Linked DNA regions of Homo sapiens: region 1 is linked to region 2. Evidence: chromatin contacts called from ENCODE POLR2A ChIA-PET data. All regions are on one chromosome and are shown on one strand. Each heading gives the region's core, a stretch centred on a gene start or an enhancer-like site at or near the end of the contact. The rest is flanking DNA. Distances are from core to core; before and after follow the strand shown. Region 1 holds the start of DCAF1 (DDB1 and CUL4 associated factor 1). Region 2 holds the start of MLH1 (mutL homolog 1).

Region 1 (4,797 bases), core at 2,058-4,557, about 15 Mb before region 2:
GGAGTGGGTGTGCTTGGAGGTGGGAGTAGGTAGAGCATGCTAATCTGTAGGCCTTGGTCCTGGGGCCAGGGCTGGGCTCTTCTTACCTTTTCTCTGCTGCTGGGCAGCCCCCAAAGCACTCCTCACTCTTTCAGATGGGGCTTCCTCTTTCTTGGGCACACCATGGAGCAGGGGGTGGAACAGGCAGAGCAAGGTGAGACGGAGTCCAGAGATGTCCTACCAAAGAGGTCAATAAATCTCCTCCCAATGGTGCAGGACCCATGTGCCACAACCAAGCCAGGTGTGTGGGCCTGGATTGTCTGTAGCTTTGTGTGTGCATATGCTTAGATGTGAAAGTATTTGTTGTGAGGACTGGGTGCCTAATGCACAGTGTGCATGCTTGTATATCTGGCACATGTGGGTATCTGTGAAATATGCCACCAAGCACACTTGGAATGCGTGTGCAGTTGGGAAAGCCTGGGTGCTCCCTCTTCTTTTTCCCAGAAGTGGGAAGGAGGTGTTTGAAGGTGTCTGCAGGTGTGTGGCTATGTGCATGTTGGGGAGGGGGAGGTGTTGGCAGGGGTAGAGGAGGCTGCAGGAGTTAAGAGTGCAGATTCCTGAGGGCGTGGCTGCTGGAGAGGCCTTGTTTGTCTCCTCCCCTGCTTCCCCTGCCTCCTAGGCCCTGGCTTCTCCAAAGCCCCTTCTTAATGCTTCTTGCTCCCATCACCAACCCAGGGCCCCAGGCTGGGTTTGTTTTTTAAAAAAATTAAAAAAAAATTTTTTTTTGAGACAGAGTCTCTCTCTGTCACCCAGGCTGGAGTGCAGTGGCACAATGACAGCTCACTGTAGCCTCAACCTCCCAAGCTCAAGCAATCCTCCCACCTCAGCCTCATAAATAGCTGGGACTACAGGCATGCACCACCACGTCCGGCAAATTTTTAAGATATTTTGTAGAGACAGTGGAGCAAGGGTGAGGGTGGGGGTGTCTCTCTATGTTGCCCAGGTTGGTCTTGAACTCCTGGGATCAAGAGATTCTCAGCCCCTCAAAGTGCTGGGATTACAGGCATGAGCCACAGTGCTCTGACCAGGTTGGGTTTCTGAAATGAAGCAGTGCCATCTGGTGGCAGACTGAGGCAGTGCCAGGAGCGCGTGAGCTAAGCCTTGAGCTCCCCTAAGGGCTCTGCCTCTTAGGACCCCAGCCAGCGGAGAAGTCACCACTGGGCCGGCTAGACCATAGTCAGAGGGGAGATATCCAAGGCTTAAATGTCCCATCCTCATACATTTTAGGTTCATGGCCCAGGGAGGCATGGCAGGAAAGTCACCTGAAGGAGTGCTGGAGGAATGGCATGTGGGTTCCATTCCTTGTTCTACCTCTCTGGGTCCAGATTTCTCATCTGTAAAGGTGATTAACCATATCTTCCCTGTGTGTGTGGCAGGGTAGTGAGGGTTAAATGAGAGAGTGTGGCTGGAACACTTGGCTCAGGGCCCAGCATGCTCTGAAGTTGAAAGAAATGGTACTGGCCATTACTGACAGAGGTAGAGTTCCAGAAGCACAGAGAAGGGACCTGTGTGTTGTGGCAGGAGAAAGAAGTGAAGAAAGGTGACATGTCTGTGGCGCTCCCAGCACATATTAGAGAATCTCTGCTTGGAGCAGTAGCTCCAAGTTACACATTTAAGAGAAGGAGGATGGTCCCTTTTCTGGAAAGAGGGAAATGGGATCTAGTGGGGAATGAAACCAAGGGACCCAGGATTCAGGATCCTTACTAGCTGTCGAGCCTGAGCATAGCAGCAGGCTTGCTGTGTCTTGTATTCATGTGACAGTATTGCCGTGAAGACTCATGGAGATGCACGGAGACTTGCTCAGCATTCCCGGAGAGATAATGAGCTGCATAAGGCCTTGAACGCTGGGTAGGATCTTGTCAGGTCGAGATTCTGCTCAACTGTGGGTCATGTTTATCTTCTATGCCCCACAAGAGGGACTGCTGGTCAGAGTAAGGAGTCCTCTGGTTCTGCTGTTAATTGGTTGTGTGATGCTGGGCAAGTCGCTCACTCCCTCTGGGCCTCATTTTTCCCAACAACATGAAGAAATTGAATTAAGTGACCTGTGAGGTCAGTCCTGCCTTAATCTATGAGCTTTTGATTTTTCACTTCTCTGCCTCACGTATAATAACCTGGCAATAAGTATCTATTGATTCTTACAGGCTAGGTCTTGAACAAAAAGACAGAGGCTGGGTGCAGTGGCTCATGCCTGTAATCCCAACACTTCGGGGGGCCGAGGCAGGAGAATCGTTTGAGCCTAGAAATTCAAGACCAACCTGGACAACACAGTGGGACTTCGTCTCTACAAAAATTTTTAAAAATTAGCCGGGTGTGGTGGTGCACACCTGTAGCCCCGGCTACTTGGGAGGCTGAGGTGAGAAGATAGCTTGAGCCCAGGAGGTTGATTGAGGCTGTAGTGAGCTGTGATCGCGCCACTGCACTCCAGCGTGGATGACAGAGCGAGACCCTGTCAAAAAAAAAAAAAAAAAAAGACAGAGAAAAAAGAGGCTGGGAGAACTCAGCCCAGGAGTTCGAGAACAGCCTGGCCAACACGGCAAAACCATGTCTCTACCAAACACGCACATACAAAACAGAAACAAAAATTGGCTGGGTGTGGTGGCATGCGCCTGTAGTCTCAGCTGGAGGCTGAGGTGGGAGGACTGTTTGAGCCCGGGAGGCGGAGGTCATAGTGAGCTGAGATCGTCACTGCACTCCAGCCTGGGCAACAGAGCGAGACTCTGTCTCAAAAAAACAAAACAAAACAAACAAAAAACAACCAGTGCCTTCTGATTTAATGAGTGCTGTGATTTCTGATATGTTTATGAGAAATATTTTCTTAGATCACGGTATGTTCTAGGTAAGATAAGGCAAATGGCCAAATAAAACAGAGGCTCTTTGCGCACACAGGTCAGAACAAGACACTGAAAAAGTATCAGGCGATTACAGTACTGTCTTAGAAGGATTGGCTCCCTCACTTTTCACTTCCGCCTTCCGAAGCAGCCAATGAGTACTCAGCAGTTCGCATTTATCCAAAAAAACTACAAATCCAGAAGTCAATGCGCCAGGCGAAGAGCTCATGCGTCAATTGGGACTGGTGGGCCCGCCCCTAGACGCGGAACTTCATTTCCCAGGCGTCCCCGGGGCTCTTCGATTTTTTTTTTTTTTTTTTTTTTTTTTTTTTTTTTTTCCCCGATCGTGCAGGCGTTCTCTTCCCGCCCCTTGCTCGCGGTCCTCGCGCCAAGTAGGCGCGAGCGCGCGCGCGCGGTGCACGTAGCGCGCGAGTGACGCATAATATGTGGGCCGCTGTGGAGCCGTGGTCGCGCTGTGTGTGTGTGTGAGTGGAGAGTGAGTGCGGGACCTGAGGCTGTGTGTGTGTGAACTGTGGCCACTGGCGGGGTCGGGGGGGGGCAGCGGCGGAGCCGCCTCGGACGGTGAGTGGGAAATGGAGGGAGGCGACTCTACGGGAGGGGCGCGAGGAAGCAGGTCGCGCGGCTGGCCGGGCGGCAGAGTGGGCGCCGGGCTTGGGGGAGGGGCGGCACCTGCTTGGGCCGCCGGCGAGGAGGGGGCGGGCCGGTCTGCCGGGAGGCTGGGCCCGGGGCCTGACAGGACTTTTCCTCCTCCTGATTCTTGTCCTGGGGGCGGGGCCTCCACGTTCTTCCTCCACTCCCCACGAGAAGCTTCCCGAGAGTAACTCTTCCGCCCGGAGTGGGGGGGCGGGGTGTGTCCGCCCCTACCTGGAGGAGGGGCGCATTTCATTTCCCTTGTTTTCTTTTTCCTTCCAATCCTCCTAGTCTCTGTTCCGTACGGGCTTGCGGGGCTCCATCTTCCGTACTATACGGCGGGCCCCTTCCCGGACTGTGTCTCCGCCTCCAGCTCCAGTCACCTGGGCGGGCTCTCCCGTCTCTCGGCCTCGTGCCACCTCTCCCTGCACCCGCCTGCCTCTTGGACCGTGCGACGGGGGCGGAGCTTTCCGGGCGCTCCTCCCATCCCCATGAAAGAGGGAAGGGTTGGAAAGAGAGGTGTGCGGGTCCCGCAGCCTGGAGTCAAACCTCAGAGTGCCCGCGAAGCTTCCCTGGAGTCTATTTCCGGGGGTTATAGTAGTTTTCAACTGGGGTGTCAGAAGCGTTTGCTTAACAACTTCACTTCTTAGACGGTTTTCTGTCTGGTTTCCTCTTACTGCGGTGGCAGCGCTCTGGTTTTCCATTTGTTGAGGAAATAGTTTTGGAGTGTTTGTATTTAGCTATTTTTGAGTCACAAATGACTCGTCCTTGGCCATGTCATGTTGGTCTTGGTTTTTCCTTACCCTGTTTTTTTGATGAAGCCTTTTAATTAGTTTACATGTCTTAATTTTTTATATTAGTAGCATCTTCCTGTTCAAAATGCATCGTTAATGTACAGAATGAGAGGTTAATTGGTAATATCATCCTGCATTTTCTTTTTCCAGCTTACTGGAGTTTACCTTTAATGTTTATGTAAATGTGTATATTTAGATTTTAGGATCTATTTAGTATTTTTCTTAATGATGTGACCATTTGGGTTTTCTATATAACATTTATTCATTACCCATTTTTGAGTGGGTATATATTTTTGGATGTTAAAGAGATAATAGAGAATTTGGGGAATGTAGGGAAATCATTTTGTACTTAGTATCTCTTGCGTAGTTGCTGAGTACAGTGTTTTACTGTTCTGCCTATTATACAGTTTTAAAATTTTTTATTTTTATTCATTTATTTTTTATAGAGACAGTGGTCTCAGTATGTTGCCCAGGCTGGTTTTGAA
Region 2 (5,139 bases), core at 1,045-3,544:
GTCAATAAATTTTTTGTGCTTTCAAAGAGTAGCCTATAAGCACAGACCAACTGCTAGAGAAAACAAATTTTCTAGCAGGGGCTGCATGAGAAAGAGTTATCTATTCCCCACACAGACAATTCTTTATTCAGAAATAAGATAATAGGCTGGGCACGGGGGCTCACACCTGTAATCCCAACACTTGGGGAGGCTGAGGTGGGCGGATCACCTGAGGTCAGGAGTTCAAGACCAGCCCGGCCAACATGGAGAAACCCCGTCTCTACTAAAAATAAAAAAATTAGCCGGGTGTGGTCATGCACGCCTGTACTCCCAGCTACTCGGGAGGCTGAGGCAGGAAGATCGCTTGAAACCAGGAGGCAGAGGTTGCCCTGAGCCAAGATCACGCCACTGCACTTCCGCCTGGGCAACAGAGTAAGACTTCATCTTAAAAAAAAAAGAAAGAAGACAATAAGTTACTTAAATATTACAGACATTTCTCATGAGCCCCTGTATTGAAGTTGTATTAGTCATCTCAACTTATATATTAAAAAGAGTATAACTGGACTCCATATAAAAATCTCCACTTGAGCCGGGCGCGGTGGCTCATGCTTGTAATCCCAGCACTTTGGGAGGCCAAAGCGGGCAGATCACCTGAGGTCAGGAAATCGAGACCATCCTGGCTAACATGGTGAAACCCTGTCTCTATTAAAAATACAAAAAACTGCAGGGCGCGGTGGCTCACGCCTGTAATCCCAGCACTTTGGAAGGCTGAGGCAGGCGGTTCACCTGAGATCGAGAGTTTTGACACCAGCCTGACCAACATGGAGAAATCCCATCTCTACTAAAAATACAAAATTAGCCAGGTGTGGTGGCACATGCCTATAGTCCTAGCTACTCGGGAGGCTGAGGCAGGAGAATCTCCCTTGAACCTGTGAGGAGGAGGTTGCAGTCAGCTGAGATCGCGCCACTGCACTCCAGCCTGGGTGACAAAGTGAGACTCCGTCTAAAAAAAAAATAAAAAAAAAATAAAAATCTCCACTTAAGTAATTAATTACAAGCCACCAAGCTAGTATGTTTAGTTTTGTTTTACAGTATTCTGGCACAGTACAATAATAGGCCCAGTTGTCCTGTCAATTCATTCTAACACAGTAGAAACAAAAGCCAGTCTGCCATTGCTTCTGTTACTACTATTACAAGTGAAAAGGAAAAAACATCCCCAGGTTCTTGCTCCTTCTTTCATCTACCTTCCAATTCTCTTCCTTTCCTTCAGTGGTCCTTTCTACCCACTGTTCTCTCAGTCCCATTGCCCTGAATAGTTTATACTTTCACAATAAATCCCTCTAGAAACCTACCACTCCAAACTGAAGCATTCTTTTTTCTATTAACGTACGGACGTCACTAACAACTGATTTTAACAAAATAATCTGACATAACGTTTAGGTGTATTTTGGGCTTGTCTTTTTGGAAGTTTATAGTCTGCACTCACTTTTCCTTCCACATGTTTCAAATCTCTTCCCTTCACATTTTTTGTCACAGTTATAAGCTTCAAAATCCAAGGATGACCCATAAAATCTGGTATCTTCGAAGTGCGTCCTCCGAAATAAAGGACAGGAAAACACTAAGAGGGGTCACTAATTTAACAATAGGGTAATCAGAAGTCAAGCCCAAAGTGCATCAGCCTGTCCTAAAACTACAAACGATTTGTTTTGAAAGAAACTCAAAATGAATTGTGCCTTTGGATGTGAACAGATGATTTCTGGAATGAATGAAAAGCAAGAAAACAGTAACACAGTACCCTCTGAAAAAAGGTTTTTCTCCCCATCTTAAGCTTTTATACATCTTTTAACTTCGCATGTTCTGCATACATAATTTTAAATTAAGTGGCTTCCTTACTTAGTTAACGGTACCATTAAGACAACACTACGTATATTCCTCCACTTACACTCCAAACAACCCTTAAAAGGTCTCGGGGGAGAGCGGTAAAGAAACACACGGTCTGCGGAAAAGGAGAAGGCCTGACTGGCACGTCAGGGAACCCGGCGGCCTCCGCCGTTGTGGGCATGCGCTGTACATGCCTCTGCCCGGGCAAAGAGGCGTGTCCGCGCCATTGAGTGACGCGGCCCGTTAAGTCGTAGCCCTTAAGTGAGCCCGGCTCGACTCCCTCCGTACCAGTTCTCAATCATCTCTTTGATAGCATTAGCTGGCCGCTGGATAACTTCCCCCGCCGCGATGCGGTTCACCACTGTCTCGTCCAGCCGCCGAATAACCCCTGCCACGAACGACATTTTGGCGCCAGAAGAGCCAAGGAAACGTCTAGATGCTCAACGGAAGTGCCTTCAGCCAATCACCTCAGTGCCTCGTGCTCACGTTCTTCCTTCAGCTGTAGCTTACGCCATCCAGCCCCACCCTTCAGCGGCAGCTATTGATTGGACAGCTTGAATGCCAGTCAAATTTCTCAACTCTGTGGGTTGCTGGGTCTCTTCGTCCCTCCCTGAAGCGGCTACTGCCCGCTACCTAGAAGGATATGCGCTTGCGCGTTAGAGATCGCTGTCCGCTCTTCCTATTGGTTCGTTTTTAGGAGCTCGGGGAATACGAAATATCCAGCCAATAGGAGCAGAGATGCCGGAACCGGGCTTGTGTGCCTCTGCTGAGGTGATCTGGCGCAGAGCGGAGGAGGTGCTTGGCGCTTCTCAGGCTCCTCCTCTCCCCTTGCGGCCTTTCTAACGTTGGCCCTGCTCTTGTGGCCTCCCGCAGAATGTGGATGACGCCCAAAAGAAGCAAGATGGAAGTCGACGAGGCTCTAGTTTTCCGGCCCGAGTGGACCCAGCGTTATTTGGTGGTGGAGCCTCCGGAGGGCGATGGGGCCCTGTGCCTGGTCTGTCGCCGCCTCATCGTAGCTACCCGCGAACGCGACGTCAGGCGCCACTACGAGGCTGAGCACGAATACTACGAGCGGTATGTGGCGGACGGCGAGCGCGCGGCCCTGGTGGAGCGTCTGCGTCAGGGCGACTTGCCCGTGGCCTCCTTCACTCCTGAAGAGAGAGCTGCTCGTGCAGGCCTCGGGCTCTGCCGCCTCTTGGCCTTGAAGGGTCGCGGCTGGGGTGAGGGGGACTTTGTATACCAGTGCATGGAGGTGTTGCTGAGAGAGGTACTGCCCGAGCATGTAAGCGTCCTGCAAGGCGTTGACTTATCTCCAGATATCACAAGGCAGAGGATCCTGAGCATTGACAGGAATCTACGCAACCAGCTTTTTAACCGAGCCAGGGACTTTAAAGCCTATTCTCTTGCCTTGGACGACCAGGCTTTTGTGGCCTATGAGAACTACCTCCTGGTCTTTATCCGCGGTGTAGGCCCTGAGTTGGAGGTGCAAGAAGATCTTCTGACCATAATCAACCTGACTCATCATTTCAGTGTTGGTGCGCTCATGTCGGCAATCCTAGAGTCCCTGCAGACAGCAGGGCTTAGCTTGCAGAGAATGGTTGGACTGACCACGACCCATACTTTGAGGATGATTGGTGAGAACTCAGGACTCGTCTCATACATGAGAGAAAAGGCCGTAAGCCCCAACTGTTGGAATGTCATTCATTATTCAGGATTTCTTCACTTGGAACTGTTGAGCTCCTATGATGTAGATGTTAATCAGATCATAAATACCATATCCGAATGGATAGTTTTGATTAAGACCAGAGGCGTTAGGCGACCTGAATTTCAGACTTTACTAACGGAATCTGAATCAGAGCATGGTGAAAGGGTTAATGGACGATGTCTGAACAATTGGCTTAGGAGAGGGAAAACTTTAAAACTAATATTCTCTCTAAGAAAAGAAATGGAAGCGTTCTTGGTTTCAGTAGGGGCAACAACAGTCCACTTCTCAGACAAACAATGGCTTTGTGACTTTGGCTTCTTGGTGGACATTATGGAACACCTTCGAGAACTCAGTGAAGAATTACGAGTTAGTAAAGTCTTTGCTGCTGCTGCCTTTGACCATATTTGTACTTTCGAAGTTAAGCTGAATTTATTTCAAAGACATATTGAGGAAAAAAATCTAACAGACTTTCCTGCCCTCAGAGAAGTTGTTGATGAGCTAAAACAGCAAAATAAGGAAGATGAAAAAATATTTGATCCTGATAGGTATCAAATGGTGATCTGTCGTCTCCAAAAAGAATTTGAGAGACATTTTAAGGACCTCAGGTTCATTAAAAAGGACTTAGAACTTTTTTCAAATCCATTTAACTTTAAACCTGAATATGCACCTATTTCAGTGAGGGTGGAGCTAACAAAACTTCAGGCAAACACTAATCTTTGGAATGAATACAGAATCAAAGACTTGGGGCAGTTTTATGCTGGATTGTCTGCTGAATCCTACCCAATTATCAAAGGGGTTGCCTGTAAGGTGGCATCCTTGTTTGATAGTAACCAAATCTGTGAAAAGGCTTTTTCATATTTGACTCGAAACCAACACACTTTGAGTCAGCCATTAACAGATGAGCATCTCCAAGCCCTGTTTCGGGTTGCCACAACTGAAATGGAGCCCGGTTGGGATGACCTTGTGAGAGAAAGAAATGAATCTAATCCATAAGGCTTTGTAGTACAAGATTGAAAAACTCAACAAGAATTTAATTCTAAAAGCAAAAATTGGTTTGAGTTTTCAAGTTTACTAATTTGGATTGTGAGAAAGTACCAAGTACCAGCCGTCCAAACTGATCACAATTAAAATTCTGACAGTTGCCTTTTTTTTCATCTCAAATGGCAGCATGGGACTGAAACATGAGAATGCCACCTTTTTTAAAACTTAGTTTAGTGACAAAGTCATTGTCTTTTATGATATAGTTAATTTTAAAGAGATTTAGTATTAATGTGAGTTGAATTTGCAGTCTGTTTTTTAGGTGTTCTGAAGATAAATGCCAAAAATTTCAGCTCTTATTTTAATGGAGTGTTAAAATTCTGATTCATATAGTCTTAAATTATCAACTCCTTAAATGTGCTTTTGAACCAATTTGCAGAAGCTCACATAGCAAGTTCATAAGTTTCCAAAAAGGAAGCCCATACATAACAGTGGAGGTGTTTTGTCTAACCATCAAAATGTTTGAGACTTTTTTTTAAACATTTCTGAGTTCGAAGGTAATACTGACAGATTTCTTCCCTCTTCCCTCCCCATCA

What was found. ChIA-PET counts read pairs that join two places held with the same protein, here RNA polymerase II (POLR2A).
Region 1: POLR2A ChIA-PET joins it to region 2 with 11 read pairs in B cell. The contact joins the promoter of DCAF1 here to the promoter of MLH1 in region 2. POLR2A ChIA-PET finds 5 or more read pairs at or near these places in 2 of 52 experiments (B cell and naive thymus-derived CD8-positive, alpha-beta T cell).

What each region holds. Positions count from the first base shown.
Region 1 is chr3:51,498,525-51,503,321 of GRCh38, reverse strand. DCAF1 (DDB1 and CUL4 associated factor 1) reads left to right here and starts at 3,307. Exons shown (of 25, transcript NM_001387579.1): 1 at 3,307-3,449. RefSeq lists silencers at 1,066-1,165, 3,418-3,647 and an enhancer at 3,758-3,857.
Region 2 is chr3:36,990,673-36,995,811 of GRCh38, reverse strand. It overlaps MLH1 (mutL homolog 1), which reads right to left and starts at 2,294. Exons shown (of 19, transcript NM_000249.4): 1 at 2,149-2,294. The coding sequence starts at 2,264. EPM2AIP1 (EPM2A interacting protein 1) reads left to right here and starts at 2,681. Exons shown (of 1, transcript NM_014805.4): 1 at 2,681-5,139. The coding sequence starts at 2,735. The coding sequence ends at 4,558. RefSeq lists enhancers at 1,593-2,104, 2,021-2,240, 2,611-2,960, 3,081-3,400, 3,431-3,510 and a silencer at 4,517-4,566.